Linked DNA regions of Homo sapiens: region 2 is linked to region 1. The links are chromatin contacts, found by Hi-C or POLR2A ChIA-PET in ENCODE. All regions are on one chromosome and are shown on one strand. Each heading gives the region's core, a stretch centred on a gene start or an enhancer-like site at or near the end of the contact. The rest is flanking DNA. Distances are from core to core; before and after follow the strand shown.

Region 1 (5,223 bases), core at 1,057-3,556:
ACTCCTCAGAGGATGCAGGCAAGCCTTTTCTGACCATCTTATCTAGAAAGACTGCCTCCTCTCCATTATCCTCTATCTCAGACTCTTGTTTTCTTCAAAACAATTATGTACCTTGTAATTATTTTTATTTATTTTCTTTTACTTGTCTCTCTTACTAGGATATAAGTTCTGTAAGGGATTGACCTTGTCTTGTTTACTATGCTAAACGTAATACTGGTTGAAGAAATGAATAAATTATCCTTCATTTCTAGTCAACTAAGAACAAAAGCCACTGAAACCAATGAAGCAAGCTTACATGGGGCATCATCATATGCAACAAGGTTCTGGATGGGTGCTAAGAAGAGTCAGTGTAGAATAAGAAGTGCGTTCTGCCCTCAAGGAGCTTTTAAACTTAAAAGTAATTCCCCTTAACATTCTTTTGAAATCAAAGGAAATCTCTGTTCACTTAATGAGAATGTCTGTGTTTTGTAATGTCTGATAAGAAGCAGGGCTCCAGTCCTGGCTAAGTTATCTCTAAAGGCATGTCCATTTAAACTGTTTATTCAAACAAAAAAGAACTTCTGTTATAAGAAATACACTTTGGAAAGAATGAGATCATCAAAAGAATAAGAGACACCATCCTGCTGGACAAGACAAAATAAGGGCCAACCCTAGAGCCACAGGCTTGCTACTGAAGGTGGGTTTTGCTGAAGAGATCAGACCAAGTATAAGGATTTCTGAGTCTCTTTCTGGGAGAGATCACAGTGGAAGGAGAAACTAAAATAAGCCTCTTAATCATGGTTATTTAGAATTTCCTTGCCATCATAAGGCTAAGCAACACATCAGTCTTGGGTAAAGGAAGAGGACGGGCTCCGAGCCTGACAGTACTAATGTCTTATGGGAACTCACTCACTATTGTCTAACACCTAGAATTCCCTCACCATCGCCTTTACCCAGTCTGATGAGGTCTGATGTCTGCCAAAGGATGTCTGAATAAGTAAAAGCAACAACATTTGTGCAGATGAGATTTCTCTTAAAAGATGTGATCTCTGGAAATGTGTTGTATCTTAAAGTAGACATATTTTTAGTTTAAAGTTCAGCCTCACTCTGTTAGCAGGATACAAATGCTGTGTTACTGTTGGATTCTACACATAGATATGGAAGAAGTATGTTAATTACTTCACCATTTGCATCTGTTAAATGCTGAACTCAACATTTTGTCTGCACTATTTTATTTAATCCATCTGTAAGGTAGGTATCATCATTATCCTCCTTTTAGAGATGAGGTCACTGAGGATAAGAGTGGGAAAATAATTTAAGTGATACAACAAGGAATTAGAAGAGACAACAAGCAACTGGAAGAAACATGAAGGGTTTCTGGAAATGGGAGTGTGTTTGTGAAAAATGTGGAAGACTGGAAGAATTATGAATTTAGCTGATATTAGATACATCAGATGGCCCTCACATTCAGAAATGCCACTAGTGGTAACGGGTGACTTTAGGCAAGTTACTTGTCCTCTCTGAGATTCCGTTTTCTCATCTGTAAAATGGGTATGCTATCTACTTTGCTGCTTTTGTGCCTTTTGTAGTAGGCACCAAGTGCCTACTACACACATGGTGCTGCTGCTGACGTGCAGTGACTCCAGGGTGCTGAATATGATTCAAATCAAATCAATCAATTTTATTGGCAGCTACGCTAGGCCAGGAACACTGCTGGGCAACATGAATATAAAGGGCAATACACCTGTCAGAGAAGCAGCTCAGGTTAGGGGCAAGAGCACTGGTGTTAAGTCAGATGGACCGGGTTCTATACGAGTTCTGCCCTTGGTAGTTGGATGCCTTTGCATAAATCATCTAATATGTGCCTCAATTTTCTCATTTTTCAATGGAGGACATTATTCGTTCTACAACAGCGGTTGTGAGGTTTGGAGGTATTGGTAAGGTATATAACATAATGTCATGCATCCACCAGAAAGAAAGTGGGTAAGTGAAGGCTACCACCTTATATCCTTTTTTGGGAAATGGAGGAAGTATGTAATGTAAATAATAGCTGCTGTTGCTCTAAGATGAGCTCACAACACGGTACAGGACACATACCACATACACAGAGGCACCTCTATTGAACTCTATGTGAGAAACCCTAAATCATACCCACCTGGTTTATTTCCTCTGGGCCAGGTCACTGCAAAGTCCTGATTCCCAGCATCTCTATGAATAATGAAGGCTGATGGGAACTGATTTCTTCATAAATCACCTTAGCAACTCTGACATTCTGAATCATACCATTTTTCAAAGTCGGCTGCATAATTGGCCCAGAGTGCCACTGGCAAGCTCCAGCTGATACTTCATCACAGAGATAATTCAAAGGAATTACACTGACAATTAGCCCATCTTGAATCAGCAGAGTTAAGCTACACTAAACACATGAGAATGTATAGTAGAGCTTCCTCTTCCCTTGTCAACCAGCCCCATAGGGAACACAAATGGGTCTGGCCCATATCCAAAGTACAGGGTTTAGGCCTATTTCAAAGTTCTGCTCCTCTGCCACTACAAACTCTCACCTCAAAAGTCTATTGTCCCTAAAAACCATCAAAGAGAGACCTGCCAGAGCTTTTAAGGACAAGTTTCAATTCCATATGTATCATATATGAACAGTCACAATTCTTCCTCCAGTGTCACAAACAGGATTTCTCAAACACATCATCCCTTCTGGTTGGGCGAGTCAGACTGATCCCGTCTCAGGTGATGTTTTGTTGTGACCAAGAATGAGGAAAGAACACACCTTTGGAATTTAGCAAGATGACAGGGAAGCTCGATAGAAGCTAAAAAGTTGAATGAAGCCACCATCATACCATCCCATACCTCAACACTGGCCACTAGAAAGTCCGGAAAAGTGCAACAAAAAAAATGTACAAAGGCATCTAGAGCACTAATTTAGTACCGAGGATACTTACTCTTTCTTGATGCGAGTATGTTACTATTTAGGAATGGATTCTAGTTTAGGTAGAGGTGACTCTAATAAGATGAGATTCTCAGGTAATGCAGTAATCTCTCATCAGATGACAGAAAGCCAAGCAGAAAAATCAAAGAAGATGACAATCAAATCATAACTTGTGTGGATTAAGTAAGTACCACACCATTAGTTTCAAAAGATCTTGCTCCTTAAATAAGCCTTGTGGGAATTTTAATAAGAGACTTTCTCTGACTCAAATTATGGTCATGCCAAATTATTTTTCCATCAGTCCCCTATAAAGTCTTCCTAATTCTTCTCCAATAAGGAGGGAAAGCAGCAAAACCACGACGAGTTAACAATTGCCTCAATCCCATTTTAGGTTTATAATTAATCAACACTTGCAGTTCTCATTATCAAAATTCCAAACAAAGAGAACTTGACCACATATATAAAAAATATTTACCAAGAAGACTGGAATGAAATGCAGATCATAAGCCTGGGTGAATCAAAGAAATCTGGCTTCAAGCAGGCATGGTGATGTAATGACAAGACCTCTGACACGGATCTCTTAGAAGACTGCGTTCAAATAACCCAAAGACTTTGTCCACAGAGCCTAGAGAGGAGACTCAGTACATCGTGCGTGTACACACGTGTATGTATAAAGAATATGATTTAATAAATGGCAAACACAAAAAACAAGTTTTCTTCTTTAAATAACATTTTATAAAATATGAAGTACTTGCATACTGTTAGTTTTTTGTGATTACAGTAGTCCCCCCTATCCACAAGGGATACATTCCAGTGGATGTCCAAAACCACAGATGTATATATTTTGGTACTATCTAGCTAGATATCTGTGTGTGTGTGTGTGTGTGTGTGTGTGTGTGTAGATATATAATGTGTATATACATATGTATATAATGTGTGTATATATATACACATACACAATTTTTTCCTATACATATATACCTATGATAAAGTTTAATTTTTAAATTAGGCACAGTAAGAGATAAACAAGGAAGCATTTTACAGCTTCTCTTTGGCAAATCCAAATTGCCAGCATCACAACTCTTATGCTTTGGGGCCATTATTAAGTAAAATAAGGGTTACTCATATAAACTAGAGGAACTAGAGAAAGAAAAGCAAACCAACCCCAAAGCTAACAAAAATAAATAACCAAAATCAAAGCTGAACTGAAGGAAACTGAGATGTGAAAAAACATGCAAAAGACCAATGAATCCAGGAATTGGTTTTCTGAAAAAAAATAAATAAATAAATAATAAGATAGATGGACCACTAGCTAGACTAATAAAAAAAGAGAGAAGAGCCAAATAAACAAAATCAGAAATGACAAAGAGGACATTACCACTGACCTCACAGAAATACAAAAAATTCCCAGAACCTATTATGAACACCTCTATACTCACAAGCTACAAAATGTAGAACCAGGACCAGGACCAGATGGATTCACAGCTGAATTCTATCAGATGTATAAGGAAGAGTTGGTACCAATCCTACTGAAACTATTCCAGAAAATTGAGGAGGAGGGACTCCTCCCTAACCTATTCTATGAGGTGTCCATCTATGTCTATCATCCAGACACCAAAACCTGACAGAGATACAACAACAACAACCACCAAAAAACAAAAACAAAAACAAAAAAACTTCAGGCCATTTTTCTCGAGGAACATGGATGTGAAAATCCTCAACAAAATACTAGCAAATCGAATCCAGCGGCACATAAAAAGGTTAATCCACCACTATCAAGTAGTCTTTATCCCTGAGATGCAAGATTGGTTCAACATACACAAATCAATAAATGTGATTCATCATATAAACAGAACTAAAAACAAAAACCACATGATTACTTCAGATGCAGAAAAGGCTTTTGATGCAATTCAACATCCCTTCATGTTAAAAAAAAAAAACCTCAACAAACTAGTAACTGAAGAAACTACTTCAAAATAGTAATACCCATTTACTAAAAACCCACAGCAAACATCATACTAAATGGGCAAAAGTTGGAAGCATTCCCTCTGAAAACCAGAACAAGTCAAGGATGCCCTTTCTCACCACTCCTATTCAACAGTACTGGAAGTCCTCCCAGAGCAATGAGACAAGAGAAAGAAATACAAGACATCCAAACAGGAAGAAGGGAAGTCAAACTATCTGTTTGCAGACAATATAATTCTATACATAGAAAACCCTATAGACTTTGCCCAAAAGCTCCTTGATCTGATAAACCACTTCAGCAAAGTTTCAGTATATAAAATCAATGTACAAAAATATAA
Region 2 (5,223 bases), core at 1,684-4,183, 190 kb before region 1:
TGACCTCAAGTGATCCACCCACCTCAGTCTCCCAAAGTTCTGGGATCACAGGAGTGAGCCACCACTCCCAGCCTTGAGATAGATTGAATGAGTCAGTCTCAGGTTAAGATTTGGTTAGGAGTGGAAGTGTCCTCCACCAGACAGGTTCTGGGGATCAGCATGTGAGTAACCTGTTTTAGAAAAGCTCAATCTTGTGTGTGTCGTTAATCCGCTATGCAGCTTTGGGCCTGGATCTTCTTCTAAGGGATTCAGTCTCTTTTATGCAAGCTGTGGGTTTGGTCTAGGGGTTAGCATTTTCTGTAAAGGACCAGACGATAAGTATTTTAGGCTGTGCAGTAAATATTTTAGGTCCCTGTTGCCATTGTAGTGGAAAGATAGCCTTAGACAATACATAAATTAATGGATGTGTGGCTATGTGCCAATAAAACTTTATGAAAACAGGTAACTAGGTGGATTTGGTCCAAGGACTGTAGTTTGCTGATCTAGAAAACCCTTGAAGTCCTCTTTTTAGTCTTAACATTCTATGATGTAAACATTTAGAACCAATTATGTCAAAGATAATAATGATTATATACTATTATCTTCTTATGACACCCATGGAAGACATTGCTAATTGGGCACAGGGCTCTTTTCTGATGAGAAAGGAGCTGGCTCTAATCAGTCAATCACAGATTGAGCAATCAGTCAATCACAGATTTAAAAAAAACTTAAGCTGTAGCATTTTCCTTTTAATTTTTTTTTTTTTTGAGACGGAGTCTCAGTTTGTTGCCTAGGCTAGAATGCAATGGTACAATCTCAGCTCACTGCAACCTCTACCTCCAGGGTTCAAGTGATTCTCCTGCCTCAGCCTCCTGAGTAGCTGGGATTACAGGTGTGTGCCACACTGCCTGGCTAATTTTTGTATTTTTAGTGGAGATAGGGTTTCACCATGTTGGCCAGGCTGCTCTTGAACTCCTGACCTCAAGTGATCCGCCCACCTTGGTTTCCCAAAGTGCTAGGATTACAGGCATAAGCCACCGTGCCCAGCCCCTTTTCATTCTTTAAGAAATAAATATTTAGAAAACTCCAGATAATTTCTTGAGTGTGGCACTGAGGAAAATAGGAACAAACAGAGAGAGAGAGAGAGAGAGAGAACAGGAACTCTGTGAGAGAAATCAAATTATCCCCTGGGTGGTGGAAGTGAGAACAAAAATCTTGACCTGAGAGTGTCATTACCCATTGGTGGAAATCATAGCCTCCATTTCTCTCTTACCTACCCTACTAAGTACTCCAACTAAGAGTGAATGCACCTGGCTCATAGTAGTTACCTTGTGCATATTAATTTTCTTCCTTTTCTTTTTCCACCAAAATTTGACTGATGATTGATTATGTCCAAGTCTTCTGATCCACCAAAATTCAAACCATGGAGTGACTTTTGTATAAAGGGATCTGCTGCCAGTTGCCTGTTTGGTTGTGGAATACTTAAATACTTCATGTGGGGCCATCGCTACTTGATAATGAGTGGGTCTTTCATGTCTGTGGAAAGTTCCACAAACCTTCACCTTAGGAATGAATGGGAGAATTCCAAGCATGAAGATAATGAGTCAAGAGCTTGGAGTTTGTAGCTAGATGAGCTTTGGTTGAATTTTATTTTATTTTATTTTTTTAAGACAGGGTATCGCTCTGTCCCCCAAGCTGGAATGCAGTGGCACAATCATGGCTCACTGCAGCCTCAAACTCCTGGGCTAAAGCGATCCTCCTGGCTCAGCCTCCCAAGTAGCTGGGACTACAGGCATACGTACGTCATCATGCCTGGCTAATTTTTTACATTTTTTTGTAGAGATGGGGTCTCAATATGTGGCCAGGGCTGGTCTCAAACTCCTACTCTCAAGGAATCCATACACCTCAGCCTCCTGGGCAGCTGAGACAGCAAGTGTGCGACCCTACACTCAGCTATGGGCTGAATTTTAGAGATAATGGTCGCTCTCTTTATAATTAGAAGCAACCTATGCAGACTGGGTAGCAAATAGAATGGGTTTAATTTTTTGCTGTCATGTGAGATCTGTAAGGGATTTTGGGGAATTTTAGGAAGCAATCCTCTAAGATCTCAAATTATCTCACAGCTAAATGTAGATTACAGTGACTGATGAGCTGCTTTCCCCCTTTATCTCAGATTCATTTCAATTCTCTTTAGTGGGAAGGGATACTATTCATTTGTTCTTTTCATTCAGAGTCCCTTCATGCCCTTAATTTCATAACCCTCTGAGAAGGGCTGACTTGTTAGTATCATTTCATTTCACAGCTGAGACAACTGAGCTCCAGAGAGATTTGTGGAGAGCGGAGCTCTTCTTCAGCTTTCATTTGTGAGTGCTTTTCCTGTGTCAGGCACAGAACAGGCACTGGGGATATAACGGTGTAAATATTTCAGGGAACTAAGTATCAGTTGGTTGAACGAGCTGAACTTTTGAGAAAGAAACTGCATTGAGTAATCAGCAGAGTTTCACAATGCCTGAGAGTCCAGTAATGTGAGAATCAGAATTAGCAATGTGAGAATAGAATGTATTGCACAAAGTCTCAGCAGGGAGTCTGTGTCTGGTTTTAGTTCCAGGTCCGGGTAGCACCTTTGCAATTGACCACTTCTTCCCTCTCTCCACCTATAAGGCTAATGGCCTGGGATCTTGTGATGTTTAGGGCTCAGATGGACACTGAGATGGCCTCTTTAATCAACCAACTTCCCAGGCCAATCTCTTCCCTTTCTTTTCTGATAGTTGCTGTGTTGGCCTCATAGCCTTACCTGGCATAGGAAAGATAAACAATCTCCTTGGTGTCAGGATTTCTGGTCTCTGGCTACGTTTCCTGCTTATGCAATAGTAGCTGGGAGAGGCCGAAAGAATTCTGGTGGGGCCACACCCACTGGTGAAAGAATAAATAGTGAGGTTTGGCATTGGCCATCAGAGTCACTCCTGCCTTCACCATGAAGTCCAGCGGCCTCTTCCCCTTCCTGGTGCTGCTTGCCCTGGGAACTCTGGCACCTTGGGCTGTGGAAGGCTCTGGAAAGTGTAAGTTGGAGTCACTCTGGTCTAATCTGGGCTGCAGGGTCAGAGGTGGGGTCTCCTTGTGGTGTGGGTGTGTCCCCTTCTGTAGGCTCTGATCCCTCAGCTTAGTTTCGGGAGACCTCCCTGAGGGTGGAATACATGTCTGGCTGAGCTCCAAGGTTTGTGTGACAGTTTGAGCTTCTGGAAATGCTTCCTCTATGCAGCCATGCTGTCAGCCCAGGTCCCACTCTCTCTCTCTCTCTCTCTCTCTCTCTCTCTCTCTCATACTCCGCCTTCTTCTTCACCTGTCTGCGACTCTCAAATCATTAGTTTCTGACTCTGCTTCCTTGTGTCTTTGCTTCTGCTATTTTGTCTCTGTGCTTCTGCCTTGGGCTTTAGCTCTCAACTTCTCTCACACTGGTTCTATTTATCTTTGTTTACCTCTCTCCATCTCCATCACTCCCAGCCTTCCTCTCTGCCTTTGTGTAGCCTTGTTTTGCTCTTGGGTGGGAGGTCTTGACTAGAAGCCTGCTGCCCTTTTCTTGGGTGTGAAACGTCCCCTGTCCATTTGTCTAATTTAATCAAGCCCATCAATACACCTGGAGATCAGGCAGGCATGACCCTTTGGGCTTTGTGGACAGCTACTGAGGTAAGGGTCTCTCCCCCTCAAAAGTGGTGCTTTGTTCAGGAGGCATGATGGGTCCTCAGTACCCAGCCTCCTCCTGACCTCTTGACTTTCTCTTCAAAAGCCTTCAAAGCTGGAGTCTGTCCTCCTAAGAAATCTGCCCAGTGCCTTAGATACAAGAAACCTGAGTGCCAGAGTGACTGGCAGTGTCCAGGGAAGAAGAGATGTTGTCCTGACACTTGTGGCATCAAATGCCTGGATCCTGTTGACACCCCAAACCCAAGTAAGCAGGTCGGGGAACTGGGTAGAGAGGAGTGAGCCTGGGGACACAGCATTAGAGGGATGGAACTGGGTGATGGGTCCTGCCAGGCCTCCTTGTCAATCCGTCAGTGAGTCACACTGCCCTAAGCAGGAAGGTAGCCAGCAGCTGGTGAAGCAGCGGGCATTTAGATAGCCAGGTAGTTGGAAGCCTCCCACCTAGTCAGCACTGGGTGGCTGGCCACCTGCATCAATGGGGGGCCTGAAGTTCTAGGAGAGCCAGGTGCTATGTTTGGGGGCCGCCTTAGGGAGAAGGTGGTGGTGATAGAGGTGGGGAGGGGATGATCCCCCCTGCTGAAGCTGGAGCAGGGGCTCACTCTAAAAAGTGGGGATGGGAGGGGTTGTATAAAGTACAAGGCCTCTGACCGGTAGCCTCACTCTCACCCAGCAAGGAGGAAGCCTGGGAAGTGCCCAGTGACTTATGGCCAATGTTTGATGCTTAACCCCCCCAATTTCTGTGAGATGGATGGCCAGTGCAAGCGTGACTTGAAGTGTTGCATGGGCATGTGTGGGAAATCCTGCGTTTCCCCTGTGAAAGGTAAGCAGGGGATGAGGGCACACTGAGCTCCCTCCAGCCCTCTCAGCCTCAACCCTCTGGAGGCCCAGGCATATGGGCAGGGGGACTCCTGAACCCTACTCCAAGCACAGCCTCTGTCTGACTCCCTTGTCCTTCAAGAGAACTGTTCTCCAGGTCTCAGGGCCAGGATTTCCATAGGATCGCCTGTGGCTTTGATTCTATTCTAGTGTCTCTGGGTGGGGGTCCTGGGCAAGTGTCTTTCTGAGTCTCAGTTTCTTTATCGGTAAAATGTACATAATGAGATTGAAAGTGCTCTGCAAAGCACTATGTGCACTAAGAATTTATTATTCAGGTTGTTTCCATCATGTTTTCTGAGGTGAAATCACAAAGGATCAGTGGAGTTTGAGGATTATCTAGTTCAATGCTTTGAGTTTAGAGTTTTACGGTGAAAATGAGACTTGTCTCCTGACACTAAGTCTCTCTCAACTATAGCGCTATCTTGCTATTTTCTCTATCTCAGAAGGATCCTTGGGCAGGAGGAAGGATGTGGATATGATTTGGCTGGTTTCTATGCTGAAGCTCTTATCTGATTTTCTCTCACAGCTTGATTCCTGCCATATGGAGGAGGCTCTGGAGTCCTGCTCTGTGTGGTCCAGGTCCTTTCCACCCTGAGACTTGGCTCCACCACTGATATCCTCCTTTGGGGAAAGGCTTGGCACACAGCAGGCTTTCAAGAAGTGCCAGTTGAT

What was found. A loop is a pair of places that touch in the nucleus more often than their neighbours do. ChIA-PET counts read pairs that join two places held with the same protein, here RNA polymerase II (POLR2A).
Region 2: a map of PC-9 shows a loop between it and region 1 (11-fold over the local background). The contact joins the promoter of SLPI here to the enhancer-like site in region 1. A Hi-C loop is called at or near these places in 1 of 168 maps with a recorded cell type or tissue (PC-9). POLR2A ChIA-PET finds 5 or more read pairs at or near these places in 2 of 52 experiments (MCF 10A and RWPE1).

Annotation. Positions count from the first base shown.
Region 1 is chr20:45,064,779-45,070,001 of GRCh38, reverse strand. The region is part of intron 10 of STK4 (serine/threonine kinase 4); the gene reads right to left. Among named protein-coding and RNA genes, the nearest start is that of KCNS1, 34 kb to the left of the region's middle. Within about 2 kb of position 2,306, at least 2 of the 41 ENCODE cell types and tissues checked have a DNase peak (open chromatin) inside an H3K27ac peak, as active enhancers do; they include PC-9, where a contact is called at or near this core.
Region 2 is chr20:45,252,274-45,257,496 of GRCh38, reverse strand. SLPI (secretory leukocyte peptidase inhibitor) reads left to right here and starts at 2,933. Exons shown (of 4, transcript NM_003064.4): 1 at 2,933-3,038; 2 at 3,764-3,922; 3 at 4,346-4,495; 4 at 5,078-5,223. The coding sequence starts at 2,954. The coding sequence ends at 5,082. The region is part of intron 2 of LOC105372630 (a long non-coding RNA gene); the gene reads right to left.